Regions from separate parts of the Homo sapiens genome. Here all the other regions are linked to region 3. The links are chromatin loops, found by intact Hi-C in ENCODE. Cell type or tissue: PC-9. All regions are shown on one strand.

Region 1 (8,000 bases), 230 kb before region 3:
CTGCACTTAGATCATAAATTTCTCATCAAGGCAATTTACTTCTGCAAAAGGGTGCTGCCTGTGTCCAAAGTGATTGCAAGAGCACATCACACAAAGGAGAGAAGAGGTTTTTATTCCTAAGGCAGCTCCTGCTTCTGTCTTTTCCCCATTGGCTGGAGTCAGACTGCACAATCTAAGCTAACCCAATTTGCTAAGTCTTAAACTTTTCCAAATGGGGTAAACATGAGATTTGCAAAGGAAGGAGGGGAGGGAGAGGAAGGGGTAGGGTTGACTTACAAAACAAGAAAGAAGGAAGTTTGAAACTGTTTCCAAATAAGGTAGTGAAATGAGAACTTTGAAGGCCAGGGTGATGAAAGGGGGAAGGAGGGAGACAGGAAGGGTGGATTTATGACCACATCACTTATGACCATAGAGTTGAGTTTTGAAGAGGAACTTATTTGTTCCAACAATAAGGTTCCTGGGTGGCATTGAACGTACAGTTGAGATTCATGATCATGAAACTAAAGCAAGAACTGGTTGGCCGGGTGCAGTGGCTCATGCCTGTAATCCCAGCACTTTGGGAGGCTGAGGTGGGTGGATCATGAGGTCAGGAGTTCAAGAACAGCCTGGCCAATATGCTGAAACCCCATCTCTACTAAAAATACAAAAATCAGCTGGGTATGGTGGCATGCACCTGTAATCCCAGCTACTCGGGAGGCCGAGGCAGGAGAATCACTTGAACCCGGGAGGCAGAGGTTGCAGTGAGCCAAGATTGCACCACTGCACTCCAGCCTGGGCAACAGAGTAAGACTCCATCTCAAAAAAATAATAATAATAATTTAAAAGAACCAGTCAACACAATTGTGTGCTATTGTCCAGCAATAATTATCTGCCCAAGTGAAGGAACAGAAGAGGCAGAGAATGGGATTTAATCAAGATTGCATGTTTGCTAGAGGAGTAAGCCATTGAAGAAAGGGCCTACAAAATTCATGGAATGTGCAAGAGGTGATTAGTATGAGGGACCATCTACTCTAACCTTAGTAAGGGAAATGAAAATGCAATAAAGTGCCTGATTGTGAAAATACACTAGGATCAAAGGATTAGAGGCCTTGTTGAGACTGAAGAATTTTTGGAGTGAAGACACTGGCATTAGAGATGTAGAGGATGGGAGGTGGTGGTCAGATATTGGGATACTGAAGTTGATTTTTAGTAATTACGCATTTAAGATGATGAATTGTTCATGTTATGGCCATGGTGATCAATAGTTTAGGTAGGATAAAAAAATATTTAAAGAGGTAGAGAAACTGAAACTCATATGCAAGATGGATCATCACGAGGTTGGGGAAATCTCAAAAAATTGAGTGGAGAGATGAGTTTTGAATAAGTGAGCCGTTAAATGCTTTGAAGGTGTGAAGACCATTTAATCTTCTTAAGAATTCTACATAAAATTCAAGAATTTGGCCAGACACGTCTGTAATCCTAGCACATTGGGAGACTGAGATCGGCATATCACCTGAGCCCAGGAGCTTGAGACCAGCCTGGGCAATATGATGAAACCCCGTCTCTACAAGAAAATACAAAAATTAACTGGGTGTGGTGACACATACATATGGTCCCTGCTACTCAGGGGGCCGAGGTGGGAGGATCACCTGAGCTGGGGGGATGTTGAGGCTGCAGTGAGCCACGATTGAGCCACTGCCCTCCAACCTGGGCAGTGAGAGAGGCCCTGACTCAAAAAAAAAAAAAAAAAAAAAAAAGAAATTCAGAAATTTTATCTCTACTTAAAGAAGAAGGTGTTTTGAATAATTGCCTGAAGTCATGCAAGGTAAGTGCTTCAGCTGGAGTTCGAACCTAAGTTTCTCTGACTCCAAAGCTTATTAAATTCTTTTTACTTTTTTTTTGAGACAGAGTCTTGCTCTGTCGCCCAGGCTGGAGTGCAGTGGCGCGATCTCGGCTCACTGCAAGCTCCACCTCCCGGGTTCACGCCATTCTTCTGCCTCAGCATCTCGAGTAGCTGGGAACACGGGCACCCACCACCACGCCTGGCTAATTTTTTGTATTTTTAGTAGAGACGGGATTTCACCATGTTAGCCAGGATGGTCTCGATCTCCTGACTTCGTGATCCGCCCGCCTCAGCCTCCCAAAGTGCTGGGATTACAGGCGTGAGCCACCGCGCCCAGCTTTAAATTCTTTCTCTGCCAGTATACATCTTCCATTTTTCATTGGTAAGACCAAGCAGAAGAGAGTTAAGGCATGATTCATGACACGCTCCAATAGTGAATTCTGAGCTCAGAAGAGAAAATAAATCTCAGCAAAAAAATATATATACATATTTATATAATATAAATATATATTATATATATATATAATAAAAATCCTGCTGAAATGCTTGGGGCAGGGGCAGGGCGGGGGTGGAATCAGACCCTAGAAATGTTTAATCTTGTGGATATCATTAATTTTTAGACACTATAGTAGAAATGTGAGTTAACTGCTCGGAGGGATAAATGAGGTTCTAGAAGTGAAAGTAAGTAATTGAGTCACAGAATCATAGAGCTGGAAGGGATCTTAGTAAATATTTCGTTCATTCATTTTCTGCTTAGAATACTGATACTCAAAAAAGTTAAGTGACTTGTGTAAATTCACAAAGCTAGGTGGTAATGTAAAGTCTAACCCAGGTAATGTAAGGACCACCAGCCCGTTCCATCACATAGACTGTGGTTTTTTCTTCCCACTCCAAAGGATTTTAAGTCTGAATTCTTGAGACTGTATTCCTTTCCTAGAAAGGGCATACTTCCCCAAAAGTTAAATGCACTGTGCTTGAGAGTCTTCTCCAAGGTGTATTTGGCATGACTGGTATTCATGTGGCCTCTTTATGCTCGATTTTTCTGATGGCTGGCCACCTCTTACATCCAGGAACAACCTACTTTGTAGAAACCATGACTGTAACCTGCTCTAAACCTGTGGTCAAATCTTGCCAGAGGCAACAGTCCTCTTCCTAATGGGATCTTTCCCATGACTCTGTTGAGGAACTGGAAAGTCCAGTTTCTGTGGTCAAGAGAGAAATCCTAATCATTGAGCACTAAAATGTGAGACCATAGAGGACCCTCACCGCTGATATTCGAAAGGCTGAAAATGCACTGTCTCAGCCTCCTCAGTGAAAGCAGACTCAGCAGATGAGTGTGTTCCTGTACCTTCCAGCTTTATGCTTTTCCTGTGGTTGACAGAAAGGAGCTGGAGTGGATTGGAGGAGAAGCTGAGATGGATTAGGAAACTACTTCCTTTTCTACAAGCTTACTTCAGGAATAGTCAATCAAGGCTCTTCAACGTGACTAAACATTGCGTTAAGCATCCTTTGGCTTGAAGACATCAGCTTTCTAAAATGAGGGCTATTAAGGCAAGTGGCTGTGTAGGGCCTCATGCATTATGAATTTGCTAGTCATGGATGAATACAAATTACCTTGCAATCAGGACACAGCTGGTAATTAGAAACAACTCTTCTTTTGATTCAATTAACCACCTGAAGAAATTAGGTTTTGATTTAGATTTGGGTTGGAATGCTGTAGTCCCCTTTAAAACAAGGAGAAAAATGGACAATTCTGAAGCGTAGAACATCTCTTCCAGATTTGCAACAGGGAAGTTCTCTCCATTATGGTTAAAAATCAATAAATTAAAAGAAAATGACCCACCATGTGTCATTGTTGTGAATAATTGCCATTGATCAGCTCAGGAGGGAGAATGGGGCAGAATAGCTTCCATTTCCGAAATCAGATCTTCCCCACAGTTGAGACAGCCTCCTGCTCTAACTGGTTTGACAAGAGGAGACTGACCTACGGTTGGGAAGCTGGCCAGTGATTACCCAGGGAGTAGGTAGCAGCTCAAAGGTGGAAACACAGAGGTCCTTATTTTCCAATCCACTGCACACTGCCTATAGCACACAACACCCACAGATGTGCAAAACGAAGGAGGAAATGTGTGACCTCTTCTGAACTGAATCTTGTTGTCCTCTCTGAGCTTAGGACTCTACTGAAATGCTAGATAGAAGCAGAATGTGTTCCCCCACCTCCACCCATGACAAGACAAGTGCTTTAATAAAATCTAAGAAATGTGGTCCACATCCCAGAAGAAAGGTGTTGCCTAGCAGCAGTGACCTTTAAAGAAAGGCCAGACAGACTTTTCCTAAAGGATTTTTAGGATATTGGGAGTCAAGTTTCCTGATGATTTATCTAAATATAGTACTGAGAATTTACCACCTGCATTATTGGAGGGAGCCTTTGAATACTCAGCCTCCAAAGATAAATATTAATAATAATGTCCAACACGTACTTGGTGCATTGTTTCACAAAGCATGGTACACATCCCTGTACAGATGCCACAGATGGTATGCAAAGTGATTTTAGGTACTATCTGATGAATATTTGTTATTTTATAGGTTATGTAATTGTTTTAAAATGTGTTTGAAAACGTAACCATTTCACCATTCATCAGATTGAATGAAGATAGACTGGGTGTGTGGGCTGAGGCAGGAGGATCACTTGAGCTCAGGAGTTCAAGGCTACAGTGAGCTATGATTGTACGATTGCAGCACTGCAATCTGGCCTGGGTGACAGAGCAAGACCCTGTCTCTCAAAGAAAATTTAAAAAATACAAAAAGAATAAACAGAGTTGATTAGGATGAAACTAAGTTTTAAGAAGTGATTTAAATAAACTCAGTTTTAATGTTTAACTAAAGAAGAGCCAGTTTTAAATATGGCTGACATTTTGCAAGGAATAATTTGGTGCTTGTTTTGTTCTAGGCACTTTGTACAGGATTGCAGTCTCTCCTTCATTCCTTGTTTTTCTGGAAACTCAGGCTAATCATATCTGTGAGTTGGTGAAATGGAACTTACTCGGGTTTTGTTTTTTTGTTTTTTTTGGTGTTTTTTTTGAGATGGAGTTTCACTCTTGTTGCCCAGGCTGGAGTGCAGTAGCGCAATCTCAGCTCACTGCAACCTCCACTTTCCAGGTTCAAGATATTCTCCTGCCTCAGCCTCCCAAGTAGCTGGAATTACAGGCATGTGCCACCATGCTCAGCTAATTTGTGTATTTTTAGTAGAGACAGGGTTTTGCCATGTTGACCAGGCTGGTCTCGAACTCCTGACCTCAGGTGATCCAACCACTTCGGCCTCCCAAAGTACTGGGATTATAGGCATGTGCCACGTGCCCGGCTAATTTTGTGTGTGTGTGTGTGTATATATATATATATATATATATACACAAAAATATATATATATATATATATATATATATATATATATATATATATATATATATACATATATTTTTTTTAGTAGAGACAGAGTTTCTCCATGTTGGTCAGGCTGGTCTCTAACTCTCGACCTCAGGTGATCCGCCCACCTTGGCTTCCCAAAGTGCTGGGATTACAGGCATGAGCCACCACGCCCGGCCTTGTTTTATTTTCTAAACACTTCACCCTTTGAATTAAATCCTCTTGGGATATGGAGTTTGCAGGATTACTGACAGACATATGAAATTCTCCTGCTTTAAACAGAAAGCTTTAGAATTATTTCAGGGTTGTGATAGATACCAATTCATGAAGACAGACAGTGTACATCTTTTCCCAACTCTGCATTCAGGGACAGTACATTGGTAGCTTGAAACTGGCCATCATGAGAGTATTTGCACCACAGATATTGGCAAATTCTATAAGTTAGGAACCAGTGGTGGTGGCATGGCCTGTAGTCCCAACTACTTGGGAGGCTGAGGTGGGAGAATCACTTGAGCCCAAAAGTTTGAGACCAGACTGGGCAACATAGCAATAATCCATCTCTTTAAAAAAAAAAAAGTGTTAAATTAGGGGTTGGTTTTTGCTTTTTCTGGAGAAAATATTTAACAACCCTGCTGTTAAGTATTTTACCAAATAAAGTTGTATTCAACCTGATCTTAAAGTCTACCTGCAACAGATTGCTAGGTCCCTACAGAACCAGAAACATCCACCTAACCATTAGCTATAAGTATGATAGCAGAAGAGTATTGCATGGGATAGGACCTTCATAAGGGGGCAGGATTTTAAAGTATCTCTTTATTTGTTTGTTTAAAATAATATTTATCCCTACCTTCCTTCCATTCATTCATTCATTCTTTTTAGTTCTTCAACTTTTCCTTCAAGCTCCAGGGTACATGTGCAGGATGTGCAGGTCTGTTACATAGGTAAACGTGTGCCATGGTGGTTTGCTGCACAGGTCATCCCATCACCTAGATGTTAAGCCCAGCATCCATTAGCTATTCTTCCTGATGCTCTCCCTCTCCTCACTCCATCCCCGAGAGGCCCCAGCGTGTGTTGTTCCCCACTATATGTCCGTGTGTCTTCTCATTCAGCTCCCACTTATAAGAGAGAACATGCGGTGTTTGGTTTTCTGTCAAAATATCTACTTTTGTTACATGGCTAAAAGTGAGCCATTGACTTTTTAAAGAGATGCCTGGCCAGTATATTTTTCAAATGCTACCAGAAAATCAATCTGTTCTCTACCCATTTATGCTACAAACCATTCTTAACACACTGTAACTAACTGAAATCTGATTCATAATAAACACCAGGCTAATATCAAAAGAGAAGAGAAGTGGAGATGTCACAAGAAGTCAATAAGCAAGCTAAAGATGGTGTGAAGGGGGAGGGGAATAATGTTGCTAGGCAACCATCCCTAGTAGTTAATTCACATGTGTAGATACGAGAGCCTTGTTTTCCTCAGCACCAGCTAGCCCCAGTGTTTCCCCACTACCTACTTTGATGTTTCTGTAACCTACCAGAAAGTATCTGTGGGGGTCCTTAAAGTCCAGGACCCAGGGGTCAGCCTGATTGGCTAACCCCTCTAGAGATTAGAACTTCAGAAGATGTGTAAGCATTCTGCTTCCCTTTTAGATTTATATTTGTGGCTTCCCACTTGACAAATACTACAATCTTGCATGCATAAGACTCATTACAGCAGGGCCGGCTAATTCCCCAGTGGACATTTCATCACTGATTTCGAGCACACACCATGGACTGATGGATTACACCTTCTGTGGCAAGGGTGATCAGATTGCATTGATTCCAAGCTGAGAAAGTCACAGTTCTCACTGGGCTTCACTATTGCAGGAAGTTGGCCACTGCACGGCCTCCACATTGTATGGCTCCAGGAAATATACTTTACATTGTTGTCTAGGCTAAAGATACACTGCACAGAAATTATCAATTCCCTCACAGATGAAGAAAGCAAGGGCCTTAGAGAAAGGTGACTTCAAGCTGTTTAACTCGCTAATAGCAGAACCAGGATTATACCTCAGGTCTCTGGGTCATAATCTTTCTAATACACTAAATTGCCTGCCATATGTTTTTATTTTATTTTATTTATGTATTCATTTATTTATTTTTGAGACAGAGTCTCACTGAAAATAGAAAAATTAGCCAGGCATGGTGGTGCATGCCTGTAATCCCAGCTACTCGGGATGCTGAGGCATGAGAATTGCTTGAATCCAGAAGGCGGAGTTTGCAGCGAGCCAAGATTGTGCCACTGCACAATTGTGCCTGGGCCACAGAACAAGACTCCATCTCAAAACAAAACAAAACAAAACAAAACAAAAAGGAAGAAGAAAATGGGCCAGGCACGTGACTCACACCTGTAGTCCCAACACTTTGGGAGGTCAGAGCAGGCAGATGGCTTGAGCCCAGGAGTTCAAGACCAGCTGGGGCTCAAGTCATCTGCCCACCATGTTTTACCATGTTTTTCTCTACAAAAAAACACAAAAATTAGCCAGACATGGCGGCATACACCTGCAGTCCAAGTTACTTGGGAGGCTGAGGTAGGAGGATTACCTGAGTCCAGGAGGTAGAGGCTGCAGTGAGCCATAGTCACACCACTGCACTCCGGCCTGGGCAACAGAGTGAGACCCTGTTGGAAGGAAGGAAGGAAGGAAGGAAGGAAGGAAGGAAGGAAGGAAGGAAGGAAGGAAGGAAGGAGGGAGAAGGCAAAGAAAGAGAAAGAAAG
Region 2 (8,000 bases), 330 kb before region 3:
CATGCCTGTAATCCCAGCACTTTTGGAGGCTGAGGAGGGTGGATTGCTTGAGCTCAGGAATTCGAGACAAGCCTGGGCAACATGGTGAGACCACATCTCTACTAAAAATACAAAAAATTAGCTGGTGTGGTGGTGCATGCCTGTGGTCCCAGCTACCCTGGAGGCTGAGGTGGGAGGATGGTTTAAGACCAAGGTGCAGTGAACCGAGATCACACCACTGGATTTCAGCCTGGGTCACAGAGCGAGACCTTGTCACACAAAAAAAAGAATCTCCTGCAGACTTCTAACCTTCACGTGCTGTGGGCCTGTGTCCACACCTCCACTTATTTCTCCCAGGCAGCTTGGCCTCTGTCAACCCTTATGTCCACCTTTCAAAGAAAGGTCCCACAGCCCTTTCATTTGGATCCCTTGGAACTCCAATCTTTCCTTTATGCCCCAGGACCTGTCCTCCGCTAAGAGTCACAGCACTCTCAAGTGAGGCTGCAGGACTAGGAGGAGGTGATGTTGGGGTGCCCTGCCCTGGGGGAGGCACAGCCCCACACCGAAGCACACCCATGCTCCCCTCCTTCACCCAGATCCCTGCTGCTTCACCTGCTACACCCACCACTCTTCAGAGGTCCTATTGCTATCTGACATTGTCTTGGGTATTTACCCATTCTAGTTTTTATTGCCTGTCCCCTCTCATGCCCCGTGGAAATGGCGATTGCTTGTCTATTTGTTGTCAGGTATCTCCAACGCATCATGTGGCACATAGTAGATGTTCAATTAGTATAGTCATCCTTTGCTTAAAGATGGTGATACATTCCAAGAAGTGTGTTGCAAGGCAATTTCATCATTGTGTGAACGTCATAGCATGTACTTATGCAAACCTAGATGGCACGGCCTACCACACACCTAGGTTATATGGTACAGTTTATTCCTTCTAGGCTACAAACCTGTACTGCAGGTGACTATGCAGAATACTGTAGGAAACTATAACACGATGGAAGGTATTCATGTATCTAAACATATCTAAGCATAGGAAGGGTATAGTAAAAAATGTGGCATGAAAGATTTTTAAAAAGTGGTACACCTGTATAAGGCAGGCCTGCCTATGAAAACCTTGTGGGACCACCATCATATATTCAGTCCATCATCAACCGAAATGTCCTTAAGGGGCACATGACTGTATATGTTTAATCAATTACTATTTATTCCTCCTTTGTGGTGGATTTTCTTTCAGGAATTCAATGGTTTTATCCTACAGACCATCAGGGGCTCTCTATGCCTATATAGTCTTCCCAGTCTAGTGTAAACCAAGGGAAGTGTCAGGGAATCTTAGTGTCCCTTGACATGCTGGGGCTCCCAGGGCACTCCATGAATAAATAGAAAGCGGTTGTGTCCAGGATATGCAGAGGACTCTGGGGAAAGTATGAATCATCAGGCCCTGATAGTTTGAAAGTGACCTTTCACACCCTGCCAAGACACTGCATTACCGAAGAAGAGGTAATTGATGGCACAAAGCAATAGATGGTGCCCGATAGAATGGATTACAAGAGGATAGACCATAAACCTCAGCCATGATGCCTAACAAGGAATGTTCTCAGAACTCTGTAGGCCCAATCTCAGAACAAGTGAATTAGAATATCTAAATCAAAGGCTAAAATGCGCTTAGAAAATGCTTGCCAAGTGAAATGACATGATTCACTTCGGGTTAAGAACTATTGGCCTAGGCCGGGCATGGTGGCTCACGCCTGTAATCTCAGCACTTTGGGAGGCCAAGGCGGGTGGATCACTTGAGGTCAAGAGTTCGAGACCAGCCTGGCCCGCATGGTGAAACCCCATCTTTACTTAAAATACAAAATTTAGCCAGGTATAGTGGCACATGCCTGTAATCCCAGCTACTTGGGAGGTTGAGGCAGGAGATTGCTTGAACCCTGGAGGTGGAAGTTGCAAAAAAAAAAAAAAAAAGGAAAAAAACTACTGACCTAAAGAAATAAAAATTCCTTTTTGATTAGAAGGGGCTAATATTGTTTTGGTGTAGGTACTGGATTGGCAAGAAGGCTGTCCTGCATAAATTCATGTCTTTACAATAGGCTCCTATTAAAATGCACCAGCTTCTCCCAGTCTCCTTGCCTTTATCTTCTAAGGAGGTTATAATGCAAAACCAAACATCAACCAATCTTAGTTTGGTCAAGTCAGGAAAGAAACAGCAGGAGAGAAATAATACAGAGGCTGCATTATTTGCTTTCCAAGTTATTATCCAAACTATGAAATATTTGCATTTTGGGGACTAATAAAAATAACATAATAAAATGAAGATAATATCTTTAATGCTATCATCTTCCAATAGCTTTGTTATTGAGAAATACTGGTGTGTTTTTCTATTTGCATTTCCAAGTATATACTCACTCAATCTGCCAGAAGCATCCATTTGCCTCTAAGAGGATTTAGAATAATTACATCAGGAATGCACAAAAGGAGTTGATTTTTCTGCTTTGACTACACAAATTGTATTTTTGTGTCTCTAGAAATAGGATCGTTTTGACAATTCTGAAGAATCTAAGTGAAGCTTGGCAATACTGATTCTGCTGCTTTGCTGTAAGTCATAGGATAGAAAGAATGCAAGATGTGCCGGGCATGGTGGCTCATGCCTGTAATCCCAGCAATTTGGGAGGCCAAGGCAGGCAGATCATGAGGTCAGGAGTTCAAGACCAGCCTGGCCAATATGGTGAAACCCCGTATCTACTAAAAATATAAAAATTAGCTGGGCGTGGTGGCGCACACATGTAATCTCAGCTTCTCAGGAGGGTGAGGCAGAAGAATCACTTGAACCCAGGAGGCTGAGGTTGCAGTGAGCCAAGACTGTGCCACTGCACTCCAGCCTGGGCAACAGAGCGAGACTCCATCTCAAAAAAAAAAAAGAAAGAAAGAATGCAAGATGTGATGAAAGGAAAACTTCTGATATACAGAAAGGAGAAGAACCTTCCTCTTCTAGCCCAGATGGAACATGGGAGGGAAGAGAGAAAAACAGAGTGAAGAGGTTGGTTGCCAATGTCTTTGATATCTATCCCTTTCTGCGACCTTAGGGTAAACTTGGAAACTCCCAAGCCTGTCTTTGGGAAGTGGGTCTTTGGTATACCCTCACATCCAACATGGCAGGACTAGCAATGGTGAATAAGATATCTACGTAGACATCCTGAGAAAATGTTACTGGTGCCCCAGAGCCTATGCATGGTCTGCAGAAGATCCACAAACGTGTCCTCAAAGGTTCTGAGATTAGCTGTGCTGACCAAAGATCACAAAGCTATGGGGTCTGTGGAACATGGGGACTCATGACCCCTACCTGACATGCAGCCAGAAGGGACCAGCTGCACACAACAAGCTCCATGCAGAGACCCATAGAAGGCCCAGCCCATCTGCAACTAGCAGATGAAGGACTGGTGCTCAGGGACACAGTATCTCCTCCCACCACCCCAAGGTTATGTCACTTCTTTCATGCAGCCAGATGCCATCTAGCGGGGTGAGGAAAACAGCAAGAAATCTGAAATACTGAGATAGTTGAGAAACAGGCTCTCTCTCTCTCTCCTGGGTTTTTCTCCACCCCCAGCACATGAAAGAATTGTAAGGAAATTTAGATGATTGATAATAAACTATAAAATATAAAATCTGGATTATCATTATATATTTTATGGTGATGGGTAGATTTCCATACTCGCCACAATTACTAGCCTTTCCTAAATTAGGACATTTTCTGGAATGTTCTTCTAATAAAAACTAAGTCATTATCATTATACTTAGATTTTATAACCAAGAATTCCAAAGTCATATTACCAGTCTACTACGCTTTCCCAATGAATCCATCCTGTAAGTCTAATTTCTAAATACACTTGTTGTCCACAAGGTGGCCCTAGAAGCAATAGAATACAGTTCACCTCCAGAGCAGCCCGACCGCTAAAAGGACTCAATCCTTTTTGTTTTCCCATTTATGAGCAATTAACGGAGTGAGAACAGAAAAAAAAAGAGCACAATTAAACATTGTACTAATAAACTGATAACGCGTCTTCAGTGTTTGTTTTTACCAAACAGAGCAGAACTATGAATCATGCGGCCGCGGAACTGCACACCTTGGCTGTGTATGGCACCGAGGCACCTTGCGTTACCTCCGAGGATGTCTGCCAATTTTTTAAACATGCAAAACCATAGTGTCAGTAAAAGAAAAGTTCCCAGAAGACTCGCAATTGTGCAAATGGGGGGGGAAAAAAAACAAACAGGCATCAGCCATCACAAAATTCCAGATTGCCAGATTCCTTGATTGTGGCTTTTAAGCAAAACACAGCCAGCTGCCTGTATTTAACGTTAATTGTTAAGCTCCAAGTCTCAGCCAATCATTTTACTTCTGAGCTGGCGCTGTAACAGCAACACAAATATGAAACTCTCTCCCTGACCCAGTTTAGTGTGGGGGGGAGGGGGGAAGGAGACAATGAATAATTAATTCTGGGATTTGGTCAGCTTTCCTGTGAAGAACACATCGCTAGCTTCCTAAAGCAAAACAACATCTGTGCCTGAAAACTTCTCTTGCGTCTTCAAGATGAGCTGATGGTGTGTTTATAAACCCCGTAAAAATCCACCTCTTATCTCTTCTCCCCACCAAAGAGCCATGTTCGCACTTTAAGGAGTGAGTCTTCTGTTTATGATTGGCTAGAGGGGTGGCCACCTTTCTCATGTGGTCCTCTGCTGAGAACTCACTCGGCTGATGATTTCCCTGTTCTTGACCCTTTGTGTGATTTGAAGGTTTCTCGCTCCTCCCAGATTGCTAACAGCGCCAAGTATCTAGTCTCCTATTTTTCCTCGGGGGATGGATACCTTAGCCTCCTTTCTCGGTCTGGAATGCAAAGAACGCAGCTTCATTTGAGTGAATGGAGAATTCTTTGTAGGCAGAAACGATCTCTCACTCCTCTCTCATATTCCTGTTCAATCTTTCTATCTCATAAACCATAAACGACAGGCAGATGTCTAAAAAAGCATCTGGTTTTTAGAATCCCCCCAGTCACCGGACCTGGGGGGAGGTGTCCTCCTCCAGAGCACACCGAGCAATCTCCCGCAACCAATCTGACTTTTTGAGTCTGGCTTTGAGGTCTTGTTGCCAGAAAAGGGAGTCCTGAATCCAGACCCCAAGAGGGTTCTTGGATCTCACGCAGGAAACAATGTAAGGCGGGTCGCAGAGTGCAGTGAGAAGAGAGAGTTGATTGAAAGATACGCAGTTACAGAGTAGGGATCCTCAGAAAGCAAGAGGAGGAACGCTTCATCTTTGTTTTGTTTTTCTTACATGGGGGTCTTTTCTATGCAAAAGATAAGCTATGTCTCTGTGCAGGTGGGCTGACAGCATGGCAAAATTGCTTATTTTTTGCTGACTCAAAGAAAACTCTCCTAGTCATATAGTGTGTAAATACATCAAATCATACGTGTAATTACCTTAGAAGCATGCATTGTTATGGATATTGGGACATCTGGACATTCCATTGTCATAGGAGTGTGTCCTTGCAGGTATCATCAAGCTGTTTTCTGAACTGTAAACATCTTAGGGCTGTGGGTTGTGACCAGCAAGGAATGTGCCTTATTAGTGTCAAGATGGAGCTGAACTTCAAATGACGTGACTCTGACTCTCCTATGCTCTTGTTTCCCTAACAGTCTGACAAGGTTAACCTTCAAGGACTGCATCAGGAATTGGTCACAGTGCTTAGCAACAGGTTCTCTTCACTCTTGTCATTTACATATAGACGACAGCTAATATTCAAATCCGTGTAGGCAAACCCACAGTTGATTAAATTAAATCTCTTCTCTAGCTTGATTTGCATAACTTGAAATAATCAGAATAGAGAGTGAATGCATAATTGAAAAGAGAAAATACGTACTGCAGCTATTTGAAACTAGATGTCGTTGAATTAAGCTTGTAAATTCTGATAGTACTGAATGTACAACTGTTCTAGGCTAACTTTACATTTGAAATGTTAAGAAATGTGAGTTGTGAACTGGAAAGTTAATTAACAAACAAAATCTTAGAATATTGCACTTTGTTATGGCAGCCCTAGAAATAAACAAAATTTAAGAGAAAAAAGAAATTTTTTGACTAACAATAACAACATTTTAAGTTGTTTTTTTTTTTTTTTTTTTGAGACGGAGTTTTGCCCAGGCTAGAGAGCAGTGGCGCAATCTCCACTCACTGCAACCTCCGCCTTCCGGTTTCAAGCAAGTCTCCTGCCTCAGCCTCCAAAGTCACTGGGATTACAGGCACCCGCCACCACGCCCAGCTAATTTTTTTGTATTTTTAGTAGAGACCAGGTTTCACCATGTTGGTCAGGCTGGTCTCAAACTGCTGACCTTGTGATCCACCCACCTGGGTCTCCCAAAGTGCTGGGATTACAGGCATGAGCCACCATGCCCGGCCCCAACATTTTAAATTTTTTAAGAGAAAAACTGTCGAGCAAATGACCTGAATAGTTTGCTGGCACTATTTTACAAGAAAACAGAAGCAGTTCCTGCATACCATGTTCTATTCTAACTCTTGCAAGGAAAAGAATTTAGCCAGTGTTTCCTTTATTTTAGAGCAAAATCTACTCACTGTAAGATCTTCCCCATTACTGCACCCAGACTCCCAGTTCTCTTTCTTTATGGCCCATATAGGACCCTCACACCTCCACCCACTACCCGCATTGCCTTTATGAAAAAGCAGACCCTGATCTGGCTGGGCTCAGTGGCTCACGCCTGTAATCCCAGCACTTTGGAAGGCCAAGGCAGCCAGATCAGGAGGCCAAGAGAGCGAGACTACCCTGGCCAACATGGTGAAACCTCCACTAAAAATACAAAAATTAGCCGGGCATGGTGGCTCAAGCCTGTAGTCCAAGCTCCTCGGGAGGCTGAGGCAGGAGAATCGCTTGAACCCAGGAGGCAGAGGTTGCAGTGAGCCGAGATTGTGCCACTGCCTGCCAGCCTAGTGACAGAGCAAGATTCCATCTCAAAAAAAAAAAAAAAGCAAAGCCTGAAGAAACAAAAATCCACCATGCACCGCAAAGACAGAGAGACCCTGCTGCTAAGCAATGTCACTTTGTAGACCAGGCACAAGCAGTCCTTCATTTTGTTAATTTCACCTTGCCTTGCTGTTCCCATCACCTGGGGTATCAAAAAGAGAAAGGAAAAAAGCAAGTGGGCGTGGCAACAATAACTTGGATCCCTAGAGTATACACCTCCCACCCCCTCACCCCCAATACTTCCCATTTAATTCTCAAAAGCAGAGGCAGCACCAGGCCTAGGCCATGCACCCCGGCTCTAGCAAAAGCAGAAAGCACTACAGATGAGGTCAATCTGAGAGGCAGTCTTCATCCCGGCCTCAGGCATGGTTATAAAATGTTTGCAATTTGGAAAACGTGGATCACTGATGTGTAGCAAGGGCAATAAATGCTTTTCTCCCACAGTTGTTGTGGAGCTCCATTCTCCCAGCCAACCCTGAGCAGACTTGCTCCTTCCCTAGGATGACAGTATTCTTTCGTCACAGAATGTCTATAAGAATGAATGTGCAGAGTACATTTTTTAAGGTAAATGCCCTAAATGTGTGGTTGAAATCAACATTTTCAAGCTGTCAAAAATAAGAGATAAGTTGTTCAAGTTTAAGAGTAAACAAGGATTTATAACAACATTAGTGAGAACTTCCTTTCTATTGCCTTACATTAAGTCAAACAGTGATCATTTTATTCAATATCCACCTCACTTAAGGAGATAGGAATGATTGCTCCTTCTTTTTTACAGATGAGAAAACTGAGACTTCATCAGGTGAAGCAACTTGTCCAAGGACATGCCACTAGAAAGAAGTGACCTATGATTCAAGCCCAGGCAATCTATTACAGAAAGCCCCACTCTTCACTGCCCCACTGTGCTGTCTTCCAAAGAGCATGAATAACTAGACTGGATATTTACAGACTGTTTTTCTTTAACAGGCAAGATGGACAAAACTGTTCAGAAGTGGT
Region 3 (8,000 bases):
ATAATATCATTCGAGTGTTTGCTGGCCTGAGAGTAGGCTGACTGTCCAGTCTTTGTGGGACAGTCCTGGACTCACAGATGAGAGCTTTACTGACAGAGGGTGATTCTCTGAGGAGACCAAGAGGGCCTCATTTCCTGGAGATCATCCAGAGGTTAGCAAACCATGGCCCACGGGCCATATCCCGCTGCTGGTCTTTGTAAATGAAGTCTTATTGGGACACAGCCATGCCCAAGGTTTGTATTGGCCCTGGCGGCTTCCACGCCAGGTGTCAGAGCTGAGCAGCTGTGACAGAGACCATATGGGCCACAGAGCCGAAACACCTACTTGCCTGGCCCTTGACGGAAAATGTTTGCTGACCGCTGGGGCTAGGATGTCGCCTCCCCGAATGCACTCATGTTACTGGGATGTCATTCCCTCCCCAGAAGTAATAGGTCTGATCTGTGCAGTGGGGGGCCCAGCTCTGTGCTTTCTCTGCAGGCCCAGTTATTACCAGTACTCCGCATGGGGTGAGGCCCCTTTCTAGGGCACCTGGTCACCCACCGCAAACGCACACACCATACCCACATCACCCTGCTGTGCCTGACTTGCTAGATCTTGTTGGCCATTGTCAAGCCCTGCCCAGCCATGCTTGGGCACAGGTTCCAGTTACTCCCTAATAGAGCATTTATATGCATTTTCAAGACGAAGAAATATTTTTGTCCTATGTGTGGCCTCATGAAAGACCCAGCCAGGCCATTATTGAAGATGCCAGCAGCTGACGCTGCTGATTCCCGCAGTGCGGGTTGGGGCTGCTGAAATGTGCGGCCCCCTCTGTAGGGTCCCTCCGTGAGCCGCGGGCCCCTCTGCCCTTGCCCACGACATCTGTATCAGTGGTCCCCGCCTGGCTCCTCCTCAGGTCCCTCCGTGCACCTCCTTGCTCTCCCGCTTGCCACCGCAGGAAAAGCGTCTTCTGTCCCCAGGCCCCTCCCACGGTGCCCAGAGCTAACCTCAGAGCCGCACCCGCAGCGCTCATTCTGCAGCCCCCTCAGTCACTCTGCACACACCGCACCCGCAGTCACTCCGCACACACCGGGGGCACAGTGAGAGCGGGGAGTCCAGAGGGACAAGACAGGCACGCGCCCCTCAGGAGACTTCTGGAAATGGGAGAGGGATGCTGACCTGAGAGTCATAGCCGTCAATTACAGTCACTGAATGGGACCGCGTGGTGACAGGAAGGAGTGGGTCCTGAGGGCGTGGACAGGGGCTGGGGGCGCCCCTGCGGGAGGCATTGCTGGAACCTGCAGGCCAGGCCCCGTCCTCAGCCGGACAGAGTCCCGGGAGGATCTCCCTGCCCTGTTCAGGACCGGAGCTCAGCGGCCTCCAGTGCCCTCCTGCGGTGGGAGCACAATGTCTGGAGCTGGCGTGGAGGCCCAGGAGATGGGAGGGTGAGCAGAGCTTGGTGGGCCCGGCCTTCCCCGCAGGGAACCGGGGCTTCCTCTCCCGTGGGCAGCCAGGGGAGGGTTCCGCAGGGCCGGGGAGACCCTCCAGACTGGAGGGCATTACTGGGGGCGTCGCCCTCAGAAACGTGACCACACCACATCCCTCGGTTTAAGTTTCCTAGCAGCCACATGGAAGAAGGAAAAAGAAACAGGAAATGAATTTCAATAATATATTAGCACAAGATATGCAAATATTATCATACCTGTCAATAAATTTATTGATTGATTTATTATTTGTATATATTCATAGGGTACAAGTGCAATTTTCTCCACTGGTATATTACACTGGGGTGAAGTCAGGGTCTTCAGTGTGTCCATCACTGGAGCAAAGCACATTGTACCCATCAAACAAACTCCCATCCTCCACGCGCTTCCCTCCCCTTCACCCCTCCAAGTCCCCGTTGTCCATCATTCCACACTCTTCTTCCCTGTGTACACATCATTTAGTGCCCACTTTAAGTGACAGCATGTGATATTTGGTTTTCTGTGTCTCAGTTGTTTCACTTAGCATAACGGCCTCCATTTCCATCCATGTTGCTACAAAGGACATGATTTCCTTCTCTTTTTTCTTTATTTTTTATTTTTTTGTTTTTGTTTCTGTTTTTTGAGACAGAGTCTCGCTCTTCGCCAGGCTGGAATGCAGTGAGGCAATCTCGGCTCACTGCAACCTCTGCCTCCCAGGTTCAAGTGATTCTCCTGCCTCAGCCTCCCAAGTAGCTGGGACTACAGGTGCAAGCCACCATGCCCATTTTTGTATTTTTAGTAGAGACGGGGTTTCACCATGTTGGCCAGGATGGTCTGGATCTCCTGACCTTGTGATCTGCCCACCTTGGCCTCCCAAAGTGCTGGGATTACAGGCGTGAGCCACCACGCCCAGGCTGATTTCCTTTTCTTAATGGCCAAGTAGTATTCCATTGTGTATATATACCACAATTTTTAAGTCCAGTCCTCTGTCGGTGGACACTTAGTTTGATTCCCTACCTTTGCTACTGTGAGTAGTCCTGCAGTGAACATACAAGTGCAGGTATGTTTTTGACATAATGATTTATTTTCCTTCAGGTAGATACCCAGTAGTAGGGTTGCTGGAATGAATGGGAGTTCTATTTTTAGTCATTTGAGAAGTTGCTGTGCGTAATTTCTCTATGTTTTCCATAGAGGTTGTACTAATTTACATACCCACCAACAATGTATAAAAGTTCCCCTTTCTCTGCATCCTCTCCAACATCTGTTATTTTTTGACTTTTTAATAATGGCCATTCTGATTGGTGTTAAGGTGATACTCATTGTGGTTTTAACTTGCATGTCTCTGATGATTGGTGATGTTGAACATGCTTTTCATGTTTGTGGGCTTTCTGTCTTCTTTTGAAAAATGTCTCTTCATGTCCTTAGCCCACTTTTAAGTGGGATTATTTTGGGGTTTTTGTTGTTCTTGTTGAGTTGTTTGAGTTCCTGGTACATTCTGGATGTTAGTTCCCTGTCGAATGTAGAGTTTGCGAATATTTTCTCTCATTCTGCAAGTTGTCTGTTCACTCTGTTGATTATTTCTTTTGCTGTGCAGAAGCTTTTAGTTTAAGTCCTGTTCGTCTATTTTTAGTTATGTTCCGTATGCTTTTGAGGTCTTAGTCATGAATTATTTGCCTAGACCCATGTTTAGAAAGTTTTCCCTGAGTTTTCCTTCAGTATTTTTATAATTTAAGATCTTCCATTTAAGTCTTTAATCTATCTTGAGTTGACTTCTGCAAATGGTGAGAGAGAAGGATACAGTTTCATTTTTCTGCAAATAGATATCCAACTTTCCCAACACTCTTTATTGAAAAGGGTGTCCTTTTTCCAGTGTATGTTCTTATCAGTTTTGTCAGAGAACAGTTGGCTGTAAGCATGTGGCTATATGTTTCTGGGTTCCCTATTCTGTTCTATTCCATTATCTGTTTTTATGTGGGTACCATGCTGTTTTGGTTGCTATAGCCATCTAGTGTAATTTGAAATTAGGCAATATGATGTCTCCAGCTTTGCTCTTTTTGCTTAGGATTGCTTTGGCTATTTAGGACCTTTTGTGGTTTCATATGAACTTTAGAGTTGTTATTTCTAATTCTGTGAAAAATGAGGTGAGTATTTTGATGGAGATTGCATTGAATCTGTAGATTGTTTCAGGCAGTATGGTCATTTTAACAATATTAATTCTTCCCATCCGTGAGCACAGGATGTTTTTCCATTTGTTTGTGTCATCTATAATTTGTTTCATTAGTGTTTTTTAGTTTGCCTTGTAGAGATCTTTCACCTCCTTGGTTAAATATATTCCTAGTTTTTTTTTTTTTTTTTTTTTTTTTGGTAGCTATTGTAAATGGGATTGCCTTCCTGATTTGGGGCTGGATCGTCATTGGTATATAGGAACTCTAATGATTTCTGTATGTTAATTTTGTATTCTGAAATTTTACTGAATTAATTTATTAACTCAGAATTTTTTGGTGACATCCTCAGGGTTTTCTAGATATAAAATCATATCATCAGTGAACAGGGATAATTTGACTTCCTCTTTTCCAATTTGGATGCCTCTATTCCTCTTGCCTAGTTGATCTGGCGAGGACTTCCAGTATTCTTAAATTATTGAGATTTTTCACATTCTTTGGTTTATACAAAGCTTTCCTTCTGTGCCCTCACAGCGCATCCTTACTCCCCAGGTTTCAAGCTGAGTCAAGGCCTAGGGAGGGGCCTCTGGTCTTCCTGGAAGGCCCAGCACCTACGCCTTCCTCCTACCCTCCAGAAGCAATTCCATCCTCCTCTCCTTCAGAACCACCCTTGACCACCAGCGCCCCCTGCTGCCACCTTCCCTCTCCGCTGAGTCCTCAGCCAGGGGGACCTGAACAAGTCTGCACGTCCTGTCCCCACTTTGTCCTTGCCTCCCCTACTCCTGCACCCTCCACTGTCTTGCCTTCCGTTCCACGTAACCCTCAGCAGAGTCCCCACTCACCTCCTGACAGCTTTCCTTCTAAACTGTCTTACTATAAAAGAAAGCATAGATAGAAAAAAGCACATAAACCAATATAAAGCTTAGTGGGTTTCCATAAGACAAACACCTTTGAATTCCACGCAGGTCAAGAATAGAACTTTCCCAGCCACCCCAAAGGCCCCATGAACCTGGCCCAGCTGTTGCCTCCGCTCCCGCCCACTGTGAGCCCCTCCCTGATTTGAAGCCAGCTCTTCCTTTTGCTTCCTTGTTATCTTTCCACCCAAGCCCCAGCTGCTGCCCCTAAGCCTCTTTCACTGGATATCCCCAGGACTGGGCACCCTTGGCACGCCCTGACAATCCTGCCTGGGCTGAGAAAGTCCCCGCGTCCTGCTTCTCCCTAGGCCTCTGCTTCCTGCTGGTCCATCTTCTCCCTCTCCATCCCCCTGGCCCTCTCTGGCCCCCAGACTTGCAGCTGTCCAACACTGAGGCCCATGCTCAGGTCTCTGGTCCCTGCTTGCCCCTGAGTGCCAGCCTCACACAGCACCTTCAGAGGCCCTCGGCCCCCCCACACCAGGGTCCCTCCCTCCAGTTCTGTGCTTCCTCCTCCCCAGTGTTCAGCCTCTGCAAAGGGCTTCCGCATCTGTCTGTCACTCTGCCCAGGATCATGGAAACCCTTCTTACTCTCTCCTCACCTATTTGCATCTAGCCGGCAGCCTACTAAGTCTCCTCCCACTTCTCCATGACCACGAAGCACCCGCCTCTCCAGCCCCCACCTGGTTAAGGGCGTCACCCTTAACCTTAGTCTCCTCCAGACCAGTCGGACTCTTCACCCACCCCTGCACTGTAGCCTCCTGCCCCTTGGGACCAGTCCATCCCAGCCCCACGTTTATCTTTCTAGAAATGCCAGCCACTCAGTGGGCTCCACTTTCACCTCCACCTGGGGCTCCTCTGCCTTCAGGATGTGAACTCTGCAGCCTCTGCCCAGCCTCCCCTTCCCCTCTTCTCCCCTTCAGTTGTGGCTGGGTCCTGGGAAGCCCCTGCCGGCTCCCCCATCATGGAGTTGTCACCTGCTGTTCTTTCACCCTGGAGCTCCCCTTTCCCCCTTCACCCCCTGCGCATAGTGTGCCCACAGCATCAGCACACACAGGCACACATCTCTCTGCCCACTTCTGCCCTGAGGGTACCTGATGGCGCTCTGCCTTCAGAGAGAGACTTGGAATGCCCGCTACGGGCATGTGGGCACACAGCCCATAACATTCGGGGAAGACTCCGTGGCACCCACTCCTCCTCATCCATCAACATTCACCTCCAGCCCAGGAAACCTCCTCTGTTCCAGCCTCTCCGGTGTGTGTGATTTGCCCCTGTGGGCTGGTAGTCCCTTCGCCTTCCTTGCTCTATTGGAATCGTATCCGGATTTCTCCTAGCAGGAGTGAGCCCTTGGGCAGGAATCACTGGGAATTCATTGCTGCCTCCTAAGTGGGCTCCCTGCTTCCACCCTTACCTGTCCACAGCCTGGTCCCCACGCAGCCGCCTGGTCAGACGTAAGTGAGATCTCATCCTCCTTGCTCAGATGCTCTAGCAACTTCTCATGGGAATCAGAGCCCTTCAAATGGGGGCTTCCCCAAGGATCTGCCCCTGACATTGCCTCCCTGACCCCCATCTCCTGTTCCGCCTCCTCCCGTCTCCCTCCACATCAGCCCCATGAGCTTCCTTGATGTTCTTCAAAAGTGCTGGCCATCCACCGCCCGGGGGCCTTTGCACTTGCTATTCTTGGGCCTGAGTGGCTCTTCCCCAGGTATCCATGTGATTTGGTCTCTCACCTTCTGCAGGTTTTGACTCGAGCTTCACCTTCTCAGGGAGGCCTTTCTGGACCACCCTATTTTAAATCCTATCCCTCCCCCACCCCCAGGACTGCCCCTCATCTCCCCTGCCCCATTTTTCTTCATAGCACCTATCACCACCTGACCTACTGTATTTTACTCACCTATTTGTTTCTTGTTGGCTCTCCCCACTAGATTCTGGATCCCATGAAAATAGGGACTTTTGTTGGTTTTATTCACTGCTGTATCCATAGCCCTGTGCATAATACGCACTCAGTAAATACCTGCTAGATGAAAGTATGAAGGAAGGAAGGAAAAAATGAATGGCACCATAGTCCAGGCAGGACATGGAGTGTTTGTTGACCGAGTGCTAAGTAGATGAGCCCTTATAATTCTGTAGGTTAACAAAAAATCCATATTTTCCCCAACACTATCTAAAGATGTTTAAATGACTGTGCACATTCTTTCAGATCATCTTTTCACTGGGGATACACAAATAGGTTTCCCTGTCAATGCTTGCCCCAGTTGAAACCCCATCTGTTCCTTTGCGAAGCATATTACACGTGTCACTAGAAGTCATGACTGTGAGCATTTCCCCAGACGTCAATAAGCAGCATGTCTGTGAAGGGCAGGCTCCTAAAACTGGCTGGCCTGTGGGGCTCCGGCTTCTTGAACACAATAAGTGAAGTGGCCTTTCACCTTTCCATGGATTTCTTTCTATGTCATGGGGCCAACTTGGGAATCACTGCCCACAGTCTAGAATGTAGTGTTGTGGGCTGCTGGTGCACAAGAGACACCGTGATTTCTGGACCCAACTCACCCTTCTGCAGCCACTTGGTCCCCAGGGCTCACGTTGAGATGATGGACAGCTGAGTGCTGAGACACTTGGCCATCTTTCTATATCTTTTCAATGCATGCACTTCATTGAGTCCATGAGCCCTGTTGGTAAGGAGGAGGGCAGCAAGTGTAAGTGTTGCTTTTGCAGCCTCCGTCGGGGTGTCCAGTAGAGCCAAGACCAAAATGCAGAGATCTGACTTCTGCCCCTTTCCCTCTCAGACAGAAGGCCAGGTAGTTAGGGCAATTCTCAGCTCTTCTGTGAATAATTTCCAACACTGCTTGCTTCTTCTGTGCCTGGCACTGTGCTGGTTCTTTCCATTTGGTTTTCTCTCACCTGCTCAAGAACCTGTGCAGGGAGGGTGCCATTTTCCATCTTGCAGATGAGGAAACCCAGGCTTGGGAAGGCTGAGTGACCCACCACATAGCCGGTGAGGGGTGGGTTCAGGACTTCAAACTGGGTCTTCTCCCAACTTCAAACTGTCTCCTGCACTGCCAGGCATTTCTGTTGAAAGTCTGAATAGTGTCCTTTAGAGCAACATGTTTTGCAAGCTGTAAAGTGCAGTGCAAATGTGAGGAAACATTTTTATTTTATATATATATATGTTTTTGTTTTTGTTTTTTTTTTTTTTGAGATGGAGTCTCATTCTGTCACCCAGGCTGGAGTGCAGTGGCACGATCTTGGCTCACTGCAACCTCTGCCTCCCAGGTTCAAGCGATTCTTATGTCTCAGCCTCCTGAGTATCTGGAATTACAGGCATGCACCACCACACCTGGCTGATTTTTGTATTTTTAGTAAAGACGGGGTTTCACCATGTTGGGCAGGCTGGTCTCAAACTTCTGACCTCAGATGATCCACCCACCTCAGCCTCCCAAAATGCTAGGATTACAGGCATGAGCCACCATGCCTGGCTGTGAGGA

The links. A loop is a pair of places that touch in the nucleus more often than their neighbours do. Peaks named below come from ENCODE experiments on the same cell type or tissue, not always from the same donor. Only the 100,000 strongest peaks of a DNase experiment are listed, where the experiment ranks them.
Region 1: a loop joins it to region 3, with 4 times the contacts of the local background. A loop is called at or near these places in 2 of 110 quality-filtered maps.
Region 2: it touches region 3 in a loop (14-fold over the local background); 99 of 110 quality-filtered maps call a loop at or near these places.

Annotation. Positions count from the first base shown.
Region 1 is chr9:87,425,050-87,433,049 of GRCh38, forward strand. No RefSeq gene overlaps it. Among named protein-coding and RNA genes, the nearest start is that of DAPK1, 69 kb to the right of the region's middle. In PC-9, no CTCF peak of the experiment used is centred here; DNase peaks (open chromatin) are centred at 2,952, 3,292 and 3,802; H3K4me3 peaks cover 1,375 bases; H3K27ac peaks cover 2,315 bases.
Region 2 is chr9:87,333,154-87,341,153 of GRCh38, forward strand. No RefSeq gene overlaps it. Among named protein-coding and RNA genes, the nearest start is that of DAPK1, 160 kb to the right of the region's middle. RefSeq lists a silencer at 3,315-3,484. In PC-9, a CTCF peak has its summit at 3,903 (motif pointing right); DNase peaks (open chromatin) are centred at 3,968, 4,808 and 5,548; H3K4me3 peaks cover 1,365 bases; H3K27ac peaks cover 1,238 bases.
Region 3 is chr9:87,658,781-87,666,780 of GRCh38, forward strand. All of the region lies in intron 18 of DAPK1 (death associated protein kinase 1), which reads left to right. Among named protein-coding and RNA genes, the nearest start is that of CTSL, 63 kb to the right of the region's middle. In PC-9, CTCF peaks have their summits at 4,298 (motif pointing left) and 4,500; a DNase peak (open chromatin) is centred at 4,211.